Linked DNA regions of Homo sapiens: region 2 is linked to region 1. Evidence: chromatin contacts called from ENCODE Hi-C or POLR2A ChIA-PET data. All regions are on one chromosome and are shown on one strand. The core of a region is the stretch at or near the end of the contact, and the rest is flanking DNA. Distances in the headings are between cores, read along the strand shown. Region 1 overlaps MEF2C (myocyte enhancer factor 2C). Region 2 overlaps MEF2C-AS1 (MEF2C antisense RNA 1).

The links. A loop is a pair of places that touch in the nucleus more often than their neighbours do. ChIA-PET counts read pairs that join two places held with the same protein, here RNA polymerase II (POLR2A). Pooled maps may share reads with other maps.
Region 2: a loop to region 1 is called in a map of aorta, with 6 times the contacts of the local background. The contact joins two enhancer-like sites. A Hi-C loop is called at or near these places in 10 of 168 maps with a recorded cell type or tissue (IMR-90, K562, aorta and 5 more), 7 of 37 single-sample maps with no recorded cell type and 12 of 50 pooled maps. POLR2A ChIA-PET finds 5 or more read pairs at or near these places in 3 of 52 experiments (GM12878, PC-9 and common myeloid progenitor, CD34-positive).

The regions. Positions count from the first base shown.
Region 1 is chr5:88,730,605-88,737,840 of GRCh38, forward strand. It overlaps MEF2C (myocyte enhancer factor 2C), which reads right to left. Exons shown (of 11, transcript NM_002397.5): 7 at 1,125-1,297. Among named protein-coding and RNA genes, the nearest start is that of GSCAR, 37 kb to the left of the region's middle. RefSeq lists enhancers at 1,549-1,598, 1,719-1,998, 4,690-4,789, 5,922-5,971. Within about 2 kb of position 1,732, at least 19 of the 41 ENCODE cell types and tissues checked have a DNase peak (open chromatin) inside an H3K27ac peak, as active enhancers do; they include ascending aorta, where a contact is called at or near this core.
Region 2 is chr5:88,938,628-88,945,863 of GRCh38, forward strand. All of the region lies in intron 2 of MEF2C-AS1 (MEF2C antisense RNA 1), which reads left to right. Among named protein-coding and RNA genes, the nearest start is that of MEF2C-AS1, 59 kb to the left of the region's middle. Within about 2 kb of position 4,489, at least 4 of the 41 ENCODE cell types and tissues checked have a DNase peak (open chromatin) inside an H3K27ac peak, as active enhancers do; they include ascending aorta, where a contact is called at or near this core.

The sequences.
Region 1 (7,236 bases), core at 482-2,981:
CAGCATCAGTTTTAAGGGACCTGGAATAAATCTGTTGATAGAGATGGCCTGCCATGCACGGCCCACACTGCTTGGCTGTAGCCCTGTAGGAGGTTATATTTATTAGACCCAGTTTTTTTCTGAAGGGAATGTTGCATATTATGTGATGTTTTTGGTTGATATTCAAAATTAATCTGCACTGTGCCATAATAAACTAATCAGCTCACAGGACTGTTTTACCCTGAAGCTTGCCACAGAGCAGAGAAAGAAAAAAGAAATAAATGTGTTTGCAGAATGATCTAAATTTGTCTACCGAATCTTGGTTTTAAACGTTCTTGCTCTTAAGCAAAGCTAATTTGTAGAACACTGATGTAAGTCTCTTTGTTGTTGAATTTGGTCCCATAACATTATCTTCATCTTAGGCATGCAGACCCAGAAGAAAGAAAAATGACAGGGTCTGGGGATATAACCTCTATTTAAAATTTCTTATTTATTTATCTTCCTTAGAGGTGCTACAATTCTTTTTTGATGTAAAATATAACCTTTGTTCCTAAAATGCCTAGGATTTTAATTTGCTTTTGAGAGATAGCTATTTTCATGAAGTAAATGTATGGAAAGATGAATTGAGGCAGTGTGTAGGCATGCGATGTATTAGATATAATCATTGCAATACATCTAAGAAAGGATTTGCTAATTAACAGGAGAAAGTTCATTTAGAAATTGTGGAAAGTACTTTCTCATTGTCAGCGTGTTGAGGACATAAATATTGTAAAAATACTATGTTATAAAGTACCTCATTACCTATTATTACTCTGCTTATGGGACGTAGAGATTGACCGATGGTAGTGTCTGATTTTTTTCCAACTATAAATTGAAAGCCTTAAAAGAAAATGTTTTTCTTATCCTAGAACATCAGCCTAGTGAAGTTCACCAGATATATATATATATTTTTTTTACACGGAAAAGGGAAATGCAAACCAGTTACCAGAAATAATAGCTAAATACAAGCAAGGCTCTGTCAATGGCACTGTTATGTTAATTTTCTGGGAGAATGTTAAGTAATTCATCAAGTTAGACAAATATAAAAACAGCAAAACATATACAAAACATTATCAATATTTATTTAAAATGTAGTTTTGTATTACCACTGATGGCATCGTATTCTTGCTGCCTGGTGGAATAAGAACTCGGAGATCTGGTTTACGGTTATTCATTCCTAAATTCATTGGGGGAGGAGATTTTGCTTGCATATTCTTGTTCAAGTTACCAGGTGAGACCAGCAGACCTGGTGAGTTTCGGGGATTGCCATACCCGTTCCCTGTTAACAAAAAACAATAAAGCATTTAGGAAGAAATCTAGGTCAAATACGTTTCCGAAGAATACACAACATGAGAATAAAAACAAAAGCTTAATGGTAAGACGTACATTGCAAAACCATAGGATGACTGATTTGACCTCCATGGGACAAGTAACCCAATTAAGTATTCAATAGTCCTCTGAAGGAAGATTAAAAACTTTTTATGAGAAGAGAGCCAATATACATCAACTTGCTCAGAAGTCAGCATATACTTTTTTTCCTATCAAAAATATTCAGGAAGAAAGTCAGACAGTAGTTCAGGGTCTAAGAAAAGCACAGAACTGGTCTTGCACTTTAATTGACTAGCTTGGCGGAGGCCTGGCTGGCGTGACTCACTCTTTCAGTTCACTGGTTTGGGTTTTATTTTGTGTGTCTGTGTGTCCTTAAATGAAGAAAGGGCATACCAGCAAGACTGTAATTTCTAGGACAGGCAGGAGGAGGGGAAGCCGCTTACACATTTTGCTGTTCAGTTCCGCTTTTCTCTGAGTGAATTCTCTCTATGGTTTTTCTTCCATCTGCTTTGCCCTCCTTACTAAGTTCAGTGTACAACCCTTGCTTTCCTCCTCACACAGAACTTCAGAAAGCAAGACTCCTTCCCTGGAGCTGAAATGAAGTGATGATGCCTCCGCTAAAGTGCTGATTCACCAAGGCACAGGAATAGCCATTGAACTGGAAGACTGAAAGGGTTTTCTTAGGTCTCTGATGTTCAGTATCCTACTAACAGAAAAGTGGGTATCCCAAGGTCTGCGTTTTTCATATTTCAAAATATGACCAAGAGAGCTAGGGAGGAGTTGATTACAAATGCCAGCAGAGCTGGCATGACAGTGGACTCAGAAAGACATCTGCTGATTTCCTCCACTGCCTCTGAAGGGAGAATAAGAGAACTCAGCTACCTGATTCAACAATCCTTGCTAGAAACTAGACAGTTGTTTTCTGAAGCTTTCTAAAGGAGACAGTTAAACCTCATTGTTATTGCCATCATTACAAAACACAAGTATCTATTACCCCTGCATGAGTGAGATTGTGTGCTACCCAGTGAGGATGCAAAGACAAGGCCCCAGGCTTGAAAAGCTCTGAAATCTCTTTGTGGTAATCCAATACATACTCATGGAAAACATAAAGACCAATACAAGGCAGCGTAGGGTGAGGTGCCTGCAGAGTAATCCAGATTAAGTGTTATTGAGTTCCCGGGAGAGAAGAGGTGATCCAATAAAAGATTCACAGAAGAGGCAGGAATTGATGAGGGCCTTAAAGAAAGGCCATAGGAAGATATGTTAGGCTTGTGACTGGGCAGTAGGAAAGGGCTGAGGTAGGAGTTTAAAGAGCATGGTAAGGGGCACTGAGAGGAACCTGTTTAGAAGGGGACCCGTGAAAAGAGAGGGGTGTCAGAGGCTCTGGAGGGATGCAGGGGTTGGGCTGTGGAGATCTCAAATTCCAGGCTAAAAGTCCTTGGGTTTATATGGTGGAAATGAAAGTTTCAGAGTAGAGGTATGACACAGACCTCTAAGTGGTCAGAAAGATCTACTGGCATTGGTATACTCAGGAATTAGTAAGGCCTGCTAGTGTGGACCAGTCTGGAGACTACTTTGATGGCCTGAGATAGAGGCCATGAGGAACTGGGAAGGCAGAGCAAAGGTATATTTCAGGAGATATTTATGGGAACATCTTTAGAAGCAAAATATATTTGAGGCACACTGTATAAAGCAGATTTGTTCTTCATATCCCATTCATTTACCTGTCTCATTTTATGCATGAATAAACAGGCTGAATATATAACAAATAACTACAAGATTAAGTCTGTCAATTGGATTATGAATAAAATTATCCCAGTTCCTGGGGCAAAAAAACAAAAATAAAGCAAACTGGACACCCCCAAAACGTGTGTTAAGTGACAGGACTCACTTAAGAAATGTTGGTTGAATCTGAATATCAATTCCCTTCTATAAGAAAACTTCTGGAATATTAGCCAAATTCTCTAAAGCTAGATAAATATGACAAACCCCCAAATTTTCTTTACAGTAAATTCGAACAGTATTCCATGGCAAAAGCTGTTACATAAAACAATGCATTTACTTCCTCTCACTAGAAGAAAAAAACAAACAAAAGAGAGTATGTTCACTTAAAAAAAAAAAGCTTGACAAAATGGAGTGCTTAGAGGAGTTTTATATTTAATATGTCATCCTGAATCATTATTGTGAATATGTTATGAACTTAGTTTGAATTAATAGATTCTACGGGATAAAAAGAGAATAAGAACATCAAGGTCAATTCTGCTCTATACTTTGCTGTCAGCTGAAGGTCAGATGGACACACTGAAGACATATGTCACTTATCTATTAAGCCTGTGTGAGATCTGGTTTATATAAACAATCAAATGGAAAATTAGCTGGGTAATTTCAAAAGAAGGGGGAGAAAAAAGTCTGTTAAGCAGTGCAATGAAGCTTGAATAGATCAGAAGAAACTAAAACCCCAGCTCGGTAGATGCCGATACTGGTTTGCATGGAGGAGTTATTTTGCTAAAAGGAAGTAAAACCGCTTCGTGAAATGTGTTGTCCTGTGATATGACAAGCACTGGGCCAGTGTGCGAAAATGGAAATGCTTCACGGAGGCCTTGAGAAAAGTTTGTTTTTTTTTTTTTTTTTTTTTTTTTTTTTTTTTAGCATTTTCTACAGTAAACTCTCTGAGAAATTCCAACAAAGCCTATGTCTTTTTGCCCACATTTTAAACAGTGATTCAGGGCAGCAGTAGGGGAAAAAAAAGTAAATATACATTGTAGCTTTTCATTCAGTAAATACCTCAAAACTAAAAAAATTGATTTTAAAAGCCTTCTATTTTTCTCTTGGAATATTTCCTGTTATTTGGAAATTACGCCATTTTAGAAGATTAGTCACATATTTTAAGGTGTTTACATACTGAAATGTAAAATATTTTGAACCATGATGACACTTCTTAAATTCATATTTTTAGAGCATCAAGTTATTTTTAAGAACAAATAAATTCTGCTTTTTGCTAGTGAATTTCTGCTGTTTTTAGCATATTGTGCCAGCTAGCATTTTGGAGCCGTATAATAACCATTTCTGTTTCCAGCCACCAAATTGTTATTCTTTGGACATAATATAGATTCAGGAATGCAAGACTGTGGATCCTAAACCAGTGATATAGAAACCTATGATTTGAAAATCAATGATGAATACATGCGTGTGGTTTACTGCTAAGAAGAGCCTGCATTTAAACCGGCTGGGAAACCGCAGCCTCCTCCTCACTCAGAATGCTGCGGCCTGTGTTGAGCCTGTTGTCCCACCTTAAGATAAATTCACCAAAGAGAATGGTCGCATTTAAATTCAGGGGTCCGGGAGGTGGGAAACACCACCTCTCAACAACCTTCTAATATATGGATTCAACCTTTTTTCATGCTATGTTTTAAAATTACCCTCTGCCTGGACAATTATCAATTTAGACGTGACTGTATGCAGATGTCACATTCCTCTGACCACTTAAAGGCACAAAAATTATAAAGCAGGAGTGAATGGATTTCCTGATTATAGATTATAAGAAAATGAAGTACAGACCAACTTTAGAGTCAGTTTGTTTTATAGTTTCATTTGATTAAAAATATTGTTTTACATAAAAATAACAAATTTAAGCATATATGAGTTAACTTACATAAAGGATTAGAGAATCTACCTCTTCTGGTTACAAGTTTGTATATACTCATATTAGTGTCAATACATAGAACTTGAATGTGGTGTTAGGAGAAAAACATTTTTCTCCCCAGTTAACTTGCAAACACTTGCTGCATTTTTTTTATTGACTCCTATTTTAAGAAGTCGTAAATTCAAAGAACATATTCCTGGCTTAAGATATTATGAGGAAGGCATTTTGCCTTGTCTCACAGAGCTCACTTGAACATGTAGCTCTCTTTGAGCTCAAAGTTCTGAAACTTTCTTTTATTTGGATGTTTAGGCATTTTGAGTTTTCTTCACTTGTTTCTTTTTCTTTTCTAGGACTTTGAATTATGAATACAAGCATATAAGACTAATAAGCATAAACAGAATTAGTCACTATGGACCATGGCTAATTCTGCCATTGGCATAACCATTTTTTAATCTACCAAACTGTCATCTTCTATTATCCCCTCTCCTCCTTCCATCTCCATATCCAATGAGATACCAAATCTTATTCATTTTTCTTCAGAAATGCCTGTCTCTACTTCCACTGCCACCATCTTAGCTTTGGCTTCCATCACCATTTGAATAAATATTTCAGCAACTCGGCCGGGCGCGGTGGCTCACGCCTGTAATCCCAGCACTTTGGGAGGCCGAGGCGGGTGGATCATGAGGTCAGGAGATCGAGACCATCCTGGCTAACAAGGTGAAACCCCGTCTCTACTAAAAATACAAAAAATTAGCCGGGCGCGGTGGCGGGCGCCTGTAGTCCCAGCTACTCGGGAGGCTGAGGCAGGAGAATGGCGTGAACCCGGGAAGCGGAGCTTGCAGTGAGCCGAGATTGCGCCACTGCAGTCCGCAGTCCGACCTGGGCGACAGAGCGAGACTCCGTCTCAAAAAAAAAAAAAAAAAAAAAAAAAAAATATTTCAGCAACTCTCCATCTGGGCCTCTGGTCTCTACTTGAGGGGTTCTTCACCAGGCCTTAAGAGGAGTTTCAGGCCTTCAGAGGAGTTCCTTAAAGCTGTATGCAAACTTTTGTGCATTTGTGTGATGCTAACCAACCCACTCAAGGAAGTCTTTCTGAACTGCTACTTCCATCATGTTCCTTTTTCATACATGAGTGCTTAACACAGTTGAGTCAGTGCCCTGCCTGGCTCTCAGAACTGTCTACAGTTGACACACTCTATCTATGAAACCTAATTTCCAATGGTCACAGCCTGCCTTATGGTCCTCGGAATATATGCAAATCTTTGCTCTAGCAGTTCAATAACTGGCAGTATTGGCTCTCCTGTTTAATTCAAATTTATCTTTTAAGGATCAACTAAAGTTCCAACTCTTTCATGATGCCTTTCAGACAACTTCAGCCCACACTGAATTCACTCCCCTCTGCTGCAATTAGTGGCAGCGATAATACACAGAGTACTAGTTCTTTATATGTTTCAGGTGCTTCACAAATAGATATATAGAATATGCTAGAAAAATTAAGAATTATTCAGGAAAGGCACTAAAAGGTAAGTTATTGAGGGACAATGAGGTGAGAACTGAAAATGTAATGAGTAACTTGTTAAATTGAAACATCAAGGGTCTCTTCTCTTTATGCTACTTGAGAAAATTTTATATTTTAGATAATGATTGCAAATTGATGACCAAGTACACTATTGAGACAAACTGCTTATCTACCATATATATGAAAGCCAGGAAATCATGTAAGTGCCCACCTACTAAATTTGTTTATAGAGAGTTAATTAAAGCGTCTTTTCTACCTGTTGCACCTGTTAATCATTTCACAGCACATTACCTTAGCTAACTGCAAGTGGTAGAATTAAACAAGTCAGACATTTTCCCTAATGAAAATGAAAAGTTGAAGTCTCTGATATTTTCTTCCACACTGACGAGTATTTGTTGCCACAGGTTGTCGTTATATCAAGGTAAATCTCAATACTAATTTACTCATACAGAACTTTTCACCAAAAGATAAGCTGCATGGTATCCTAGGGAAAAGAATGGTGGCAGGGTGGCTATTAAGAGTGAACAGGAATTTATCAGATGGTTCAGAGAGAGGCTTTGCGGAGAGAAGGAATGCAGGACAGAGAGATCTCAGAGTTTAGAAGGAGGGGCATTCCTCTGAAGATGAAACAATGGATCTTGAAGAGCAGAAAGTTTTCCGAAGTTGAAAAAGAAGGCTTGGCTAACATGAACCTCTAAGATTATGTTAACTTTACACTGTAGGCTTT
Region 2 (7,236 bases), core at 3,239-5,738, 210 kb after region 1:
CTTTGTGTGCATAAGCTAAGAATAAACAGCACTGAAGGGAAGGGAGTGCTTCATTCATCAGGGGATTACACCATCATAAACTTACCAAAGTGTACCACACAGAGCCAGTGATCACAGAAGACAGGCAACCCAGGCCCTGTCATTAAATATAGAAGCCTGTCTTCACTGTTTTTATCCAGACAGACTCTCTGTGTTTTGGAAATTTCCACCACACTTCCTTTTGAGTTGCTCGTTTTCTCAAGATCCCAAGACTATTGCTTTACAAAAGTAGACTTGGTCTGGGAATCGTAAAACGAAGGCTATACATTTCCTCATCCCCCGAAGAATATTCAGTGTTTCTTGCTGACTTTTATGTCCCTGTCTTTCATTTTGTTTTTGTTTTTTGGTTGAGATTTTTTGAGTCTGTCTTCTATGAAAGGTGGTTTCTTCTAAGTGAAAGTACTTAATAATAAGAGAGTGCTCAGTTTGCAGTCAAGACTGCAAGGTGACTAGACACTGACATTCTGTTGTGAGAGTTGAGCTCCATGACTAAACAGCTCCTCTTTCTCTAGACCAAATAAAAGTCTTATCATCTCATGTATGTATCTTTAATCGGACACCAATCATACATGGAACATTAGGGAGAATAGGTAAAGTTATCTTTGGTTTGCCAGAAGTGTTTCACACTCAAAGGCTCAATACTTTCACCTGTGAATCATTTTGTGTGTGTATGTGAGAGGTAGGAATAATCAGGTGACATCTTTGTTTTGGGTTATTTAAAGGATACACCATTTAATCTTTCATACAGTACTGAAAATATTCGTAACAGTTTTCTAGTTTAAAGATACTTTAATATTTAATGTAGTATTTTAATTACATTTTTAAAAATATGTTTTAAAAAGAAAATGTTTAAAAATATTTTTAAAATTTTATTCGATAGCTTTTAATATTACTAATAATGTACTAAAATAAGAAAATGGGTGAGAATGATGGTGAAGCCATAGCAAAGGCAGAGACATGTCCTTTCTGCAAAAGTGACAACAGGGTAAGCAGGCTATGAGGACTCAGCCCTCTGAACAATCTTTGCATCCCTGAATGATCTCTAATGTTCATTAGGCTTGTGTTACAGATGCTTGTTTTCCTCTCTTTCCTGTAAGGCCTTGCAGTAATTTAAAGTAACCAGAATATGTTTCCATTCCTTGTTACCTGAAAAAGTCAAACATACTCATGTTATACAGGTAAAATGGAATGGTACATTATGTGAAAATTATTTGTAAACTGTCAAATTATGTTCAAATATGAGGTAAGATCTGAGAAGCTTAGGATATAAGTTAGTCTCAAAACTTAAATGCTTTTCAAGGGAAAATTTATTTGGTGATTAACTAGAATTTTAGTTGCAATATGTAATCCTTGACTTTTTGAAGTAGCCTAGAGGTGGTCAGGACTTGTAGATTACAATAGTCCTTTACTTACTTGAATATTGATCTGGTAGTACTGAATACTGAATACTGACAATTTAAACTCTTTGGCAGAAAGTGCTCTTATAAAACTTCTAGAAAATTTATTATTTTAAAAATTTTTATTATGTATTTATTGTGCACAACATGATGGGTGTGTTTGTTTGTTTGTTTGTTTTGAGACGGAGTCTTGCTCTGTCACCCAGGCTGAAGTGCAGTGGTGCCATCTCAGCTCACTGCAACCTCCACCACCTGGGTTCAAGCAATTCTCTGCCTCAGCCTCCCGAGTAGCTGGGATTACAGGTGCCTGCCACCACGTCAGGCTAATTTTTGTATTTTTAGTAGAGACGGAGTTTCACCATCTTGCCCAGGCTGGTCTTGAACTCTTTACCTTGTGATCCACCCGCCTCAGCCTCCCAAAGTGCTGGGATTACAGGCATGAGCCACCGTGCCCAGCCCACAACATGATGTTTTGAAGTATACATACACTGTGGGATAGTTAAGTCTAGCTAATTAACAAATGTGTTACCTCACATAGTTATCATTTTTGTACTGAGAACACTTAACATTCACCATCTTCTCATTTTTAAATAATGTAATCTATCGTCATTAACTATAGTCACCATGCTGTACAATAGATCTCTTGAACTTATTTCTCCTATCTAATTGTAATTATATATCCTTTCATCCACAGTCATATTGATGATTATTTAGCATAAATTGTTAACAAAGATCTTTTTCTATTTTAGAACAGATTGGAAGAATGCGAAATGTTATTAGACACAGGCACAGCATAGCAGTAGAAACATCTTAACTGAGAACTTGGAACTGAAAGAGAAAGCAACCAACTTAAAGGGCAGACAAGACACATGGTTATGTAACACAGCAGTGGGTATTCACAGTGATGACACAAGACAAAACAATTACATTTTCATTCTAAAAGTAATTTTTAAGGAGGCAAGGGCATTTATAAAACATTTTAGAAACTATTTAATAAAAATGGTAAAATTAAAGTGTTTGTTTATGTACTCAACAAATATTTATTTGGAAAGTGCATGCCTGGGGGCACATCTCGTTAATGAGGTGATCCTGTGTTTAGAACTGAAGGCAGTCCTCATCCATTCTCTCAAAAGGTGACCTTCTTTGTTCTTCTTATAGCCTCACCACATTTAATTTTCAGAGGTTTTGACATAAATTAAAAACATTCTTTGGTAGATTGTATTGTATGAAAACAATCTTCAAAAGTGTAAGCATTGATATCTGGAATATCTGGGAAAATGTACAATAAAGACATCTCTTCTGGTCTTCCTCTGATGGTAATGTGTTCACTATTATACTGATGATGTAAGCTATGTATGTAAACCTATGCAGGTAAAATTCTGCTAAAGCCAATCCCACTACAAAACAACAACAACAACAAACCCCAAGTGGCATCTGAAGAGCTTGGGAATTCCAGGAATGTGATAAAAATGTTTTTAATAATACACGGAAAAATAATTTAGTGTGTAAATAATATTTTATAGTAAATGCTTCATTTTATTCCTTCCATATAACAACTGTCTTCTGTAATGAAAATACTTACTTGTTTGTTTAGTGTCTAAAGGTTGAGAAGGGAACTAGAATTGGCCTAAGGAGGCCCTCAGCCACCCATCATGTGACAGTATGGCCAGGAGGACTTACTCTCTGCTCTCCTCCTCTTGACATGCCTCAAACACACCAATCATTTGCACTTGGGAAATCAACCCTCACTAGCAAATTACTCCTGCCAACAAAATAACCCAATCAGCATGCAAAACTGGTAGCGAGCTGGGAGAGGGCGATGAGAGTGGTGTTCACATGGCTCCCTCTGTTTCCCTTTCCCCAGGTCTGGGCACACACTGTCAGTCAGTGGCCCCTGACTCAGAAAGAGGTTTGATTTAAACCATTTCATTTTCTGCTCTCAGACTGGGAATTTATTTAATATGAATGTCATCATTATAACAAAACTCAACTGTATTCTAGCAAAAATTTGGCTGATCTATGAAGAATATTGGAAGGAGAATCTGTGAACCCAAAAATACTAGACCACTGCTTATTCAGTTCTGCAATTTTGTCACTTTAATGGACTCTTCAGAGTGCCAAATCACTAGTCCTACTGACTATACAAAAATTGGCCATCAACATGCCTGCCTCCAACAAATTGTTGCTGTTACTTCATGTTATCCACTTTGGGCTTAGAGACTGAAGGCCAAAAAGCATCCAATTTTTATGGTAAAAAAGTGCATCAGGAGGGCAACTACATACAAAGTTACCCTCCCAGTTTGACCCTGTCCTTAAGTTTTTATTGCCTGAACTGGCACCAAAGAAACTCCTTGAAAATAACACATTCCTTGTCCATTCAGTGGTTAATGATGCTTAAAAAAAATCACAGTTTGTGACTGTGACCTAAATTATGCCAGAAGCTGTAAAACCATGGTTTCTTTAAATTCAAATATGACCCACATGCTTTAAAACCACTACACTGACCCTATAGTACTGTTGCTGAGTGTGCGTGTCCTCACATAAACACAGACACACACACACACACACACACACACACACACACACACTCCCCACTTGGCATTAAATGACTCGATAAAAGAAATGGTATTTTTCAGACTTCCATGTTAAAAAAAAGGCTCATGAAAGAGATGTAAGTGAGCTTTAAGCCAAACATTTGTTTGGCTTTGCTGCAGCAGGCTGCAGGAATGTAAACTTTTTTTTTTTTTTCAATGACTTCAGCTCCTAATTTGAAAGCTAGGATTTTTAGGAGTGAGCAAGAGACTATATTTGGCCAAAAAATTCTGCTGGCTTTACTTAGCCAATCTGCACATTCAAAACAATACTTCTTTATCAAAAAAACAATAGTCTGTTTTATTCACAGCACATGTAGAAGTTGGAACATCGACTAAATTCCACTTTCTTCTCTTGCAGTGTGTCTGTAACCAGCTAATGAGCTGCAACAGAGCCTGGCCTTCATTTTCAGCAAATTAAGTTCATCCCTCATAGGAATTGTGGTCTGGCTGTGGCACCGCTCCTAGGTATGGGTGGGATTTGTTTCTTCTAGCAGTTGTAGGTTAGCCACATGGGTACGTGCTGTCGCACCACACAACAAAATTTTCTCTATAATAACCAGTCTAAGTAGGCTTTTACCCCACAAAAGTAGATCCCATTTAATTTACTTTGTGTTTATAGCACTCCCTCTCAAACCGCACCATTGGCACAGACTAATATTTATACAACTTTTTATTTTAAACTATTTATTTGGAGTTGAGACTTCAGTAGCACTCCCTGTCAGATTCATTGAACAAGCTTAAATTCAGGATACTGAAAATGTAAATTGGGAAGAGGGATGTATGTTCTTGGGATTCTTTTCTCCCGTGCATGGACACCCAAACAACTCTCACTGTAGTAAAGGGAGGTTACACATGTGTTGATAACATTTGTATTACTGCTGGTAGGAAATTGAACATTGATGGGTGGTTTTAAAAGCCTGCTTTTGCCTATTGTGTTTCCACATTTCTTTGCCAATATAGTTGGTCAAATTAGTTATGCAAAATGCATCTAAAAACTTCTAATCCAAAAGTGTCAATGTTGTTAAAGATTTCTTTTCATACACAAAGAAATATTACATTGCTCCATTATTTTAATGGAAGTCGTTAGTCAAATACGCTTTTGCCACAGAAAGAAAAGGGAAAAAATTCTTAATTTTGTATCTGACCTCTGCTTTGGGGCCTTACTTTAAGTTACATTTTTCTTAAATAAAGCTTTTCTGTTTTTTAAAGTGAATGACGGGATGTTAACTTTAAATAGACATTTAACCACATAAAGTATAGTGGCAGATGGTTCATTTTTCTACTCAGGGTAGACACTTTATTCAGGTAATGATATTTAATCCTCATTTTCTATGAAATCTGCATGTTGTTCTTAAATCTGATACTATTTTGTGATTTAAAATGAGTGTTGGGTTAACTTTGTTTACAAGTGAAGTATTTATCCCTTTGATTCTCTTTTACTTTCTTCTTTTGGTAAACACCTATCCGTTTCTAAGACCCACTTATATGTTATCTCATCAAGGAAAATTTTCCCATCCTCCCAAAGGAGAACAGAACTCCACTGTAGTGGAATAAGTTTTTTGAGGTATGAACCAATGCTTCTGTCCTCCTAATATTCTTACAACCTCTAACCCGCCTCTGCATTCAGGAAACCAGAATACATTAGGGAGGAGACAGCAAAGGAAAACAAAAGACAATAAAGGAATCGATGTATTTGTTTTGTAACTCAAAGTTAAAGTCCAAATTTAGAAAATAGATTTGAAAGCATAACGGGTCAATTTCTGTTGTGCCTCTGAAGAAGAAAGTTGAGAAAGAACGAAGAGGGCTTAGATGCTGGTGGGTGTCTGCAAAAAAGCCCAGACAATGCCTGGAATAATAAAGAAGCAGAGAACTTCCAGGGAGGAAGGGAACAGTCTCTAAGATGGAGCAGGACCTGGGGAAGTCTTGCTTCTCCACTGAAGAACATGGACCAAGACCAGGGCAGAAGGGATGGCAGCTTCCCCGTAGAGCAGTGAGGACGGATGACGACATGAAGACTGGACTGCTCATTCTCACCTTCCCTTCACAGTCCCTGGCACTTTTTAAGCTCCTTGGAAATTAGAGGCAATCTAGGAGAAAGGGGGATAGAAGCAGACCTTATTTCTGTTACAATGTGAATGGGAGCTTCAAATTGAAGATAAAATGTTATGGAAAAAGTGAAATTATATATATATTTTGCACATCGTAGCTTGGTGGCTTTAGGTTTCTGTGCATCAAAGGAAGGAATTGTGTCTTCCTCATTGTCATACTCTGGTATTGGAGATTGTGCAACATATATAGTAGGTATGCAATAAACAGCTGTTAACAGAATGAATCAATACTTTGTAGAGTATTGCCAACCACTCCAGAGCTTTGATCTGGCTTCTCTGTTGGGTCAGGAAAAAAAAGAAAAAAGGAGTCCTGCTTTATTTGTGCCTGTTGCATGCCAGCTTGGCCTGTTTACTCCTGTGGTTTCCCGCATTCCAAAGCAATGCAACGTTGCTTGAAGTTACACTTGAGCATTTTCTAGAGCATTTCTTCTGTCCATCCTACTTGCAGTGACTCCACTTCAGTTCCTTGTATGCCAGCTGCTGTGATAGCTTGCTGTCACTAAACATCTACATGTGTCCACCCCAGAGGAATTAAGTGGGACCACATTAATGCTAGGGAGCTGGCGGTCTTCCAAAACTGCACTCTGGGTCATTCTGTCTTGTGCTTTGGTAAAGTCTTTTCCCCCATCGCCTTCCAGTGGGGAGAGGGATAGGGTACAGCCTACAAAACAGAAACAGAATGCCCAGTGTGCGGGTGGAATACTTCCTCTTTCCTTCGTGAGTAGAGGAGACCGATTCAGAGGATGTTCCACTTATTCATTCCCTTCTAGTGTAATTTTTGCTCAATATTTTCTCTTTCTGTCACCTATAAACCAGAGGGGATATCCACTGGTATACTGCGTTGTGTGGAACGAGGGGGACTGTTCTGTTTCCTCCTTCAGCTCTTGTGAAGGCACTTGCCATTTCCCTGATGCACCATTTAGACATCAGTGTCCACATCTTGTAAGTCAAACTTGTGTCATCCAAAAGGTTCTCATACACATTCAAATGTTAATAAATGCCAATATCTTGTTCATGACCTTACACATAAATCTGAAATATGTAAGAAAGTGTAAACTACCCTCCTTTTTACCTCCACTCTTCTCTCATATATCAGTT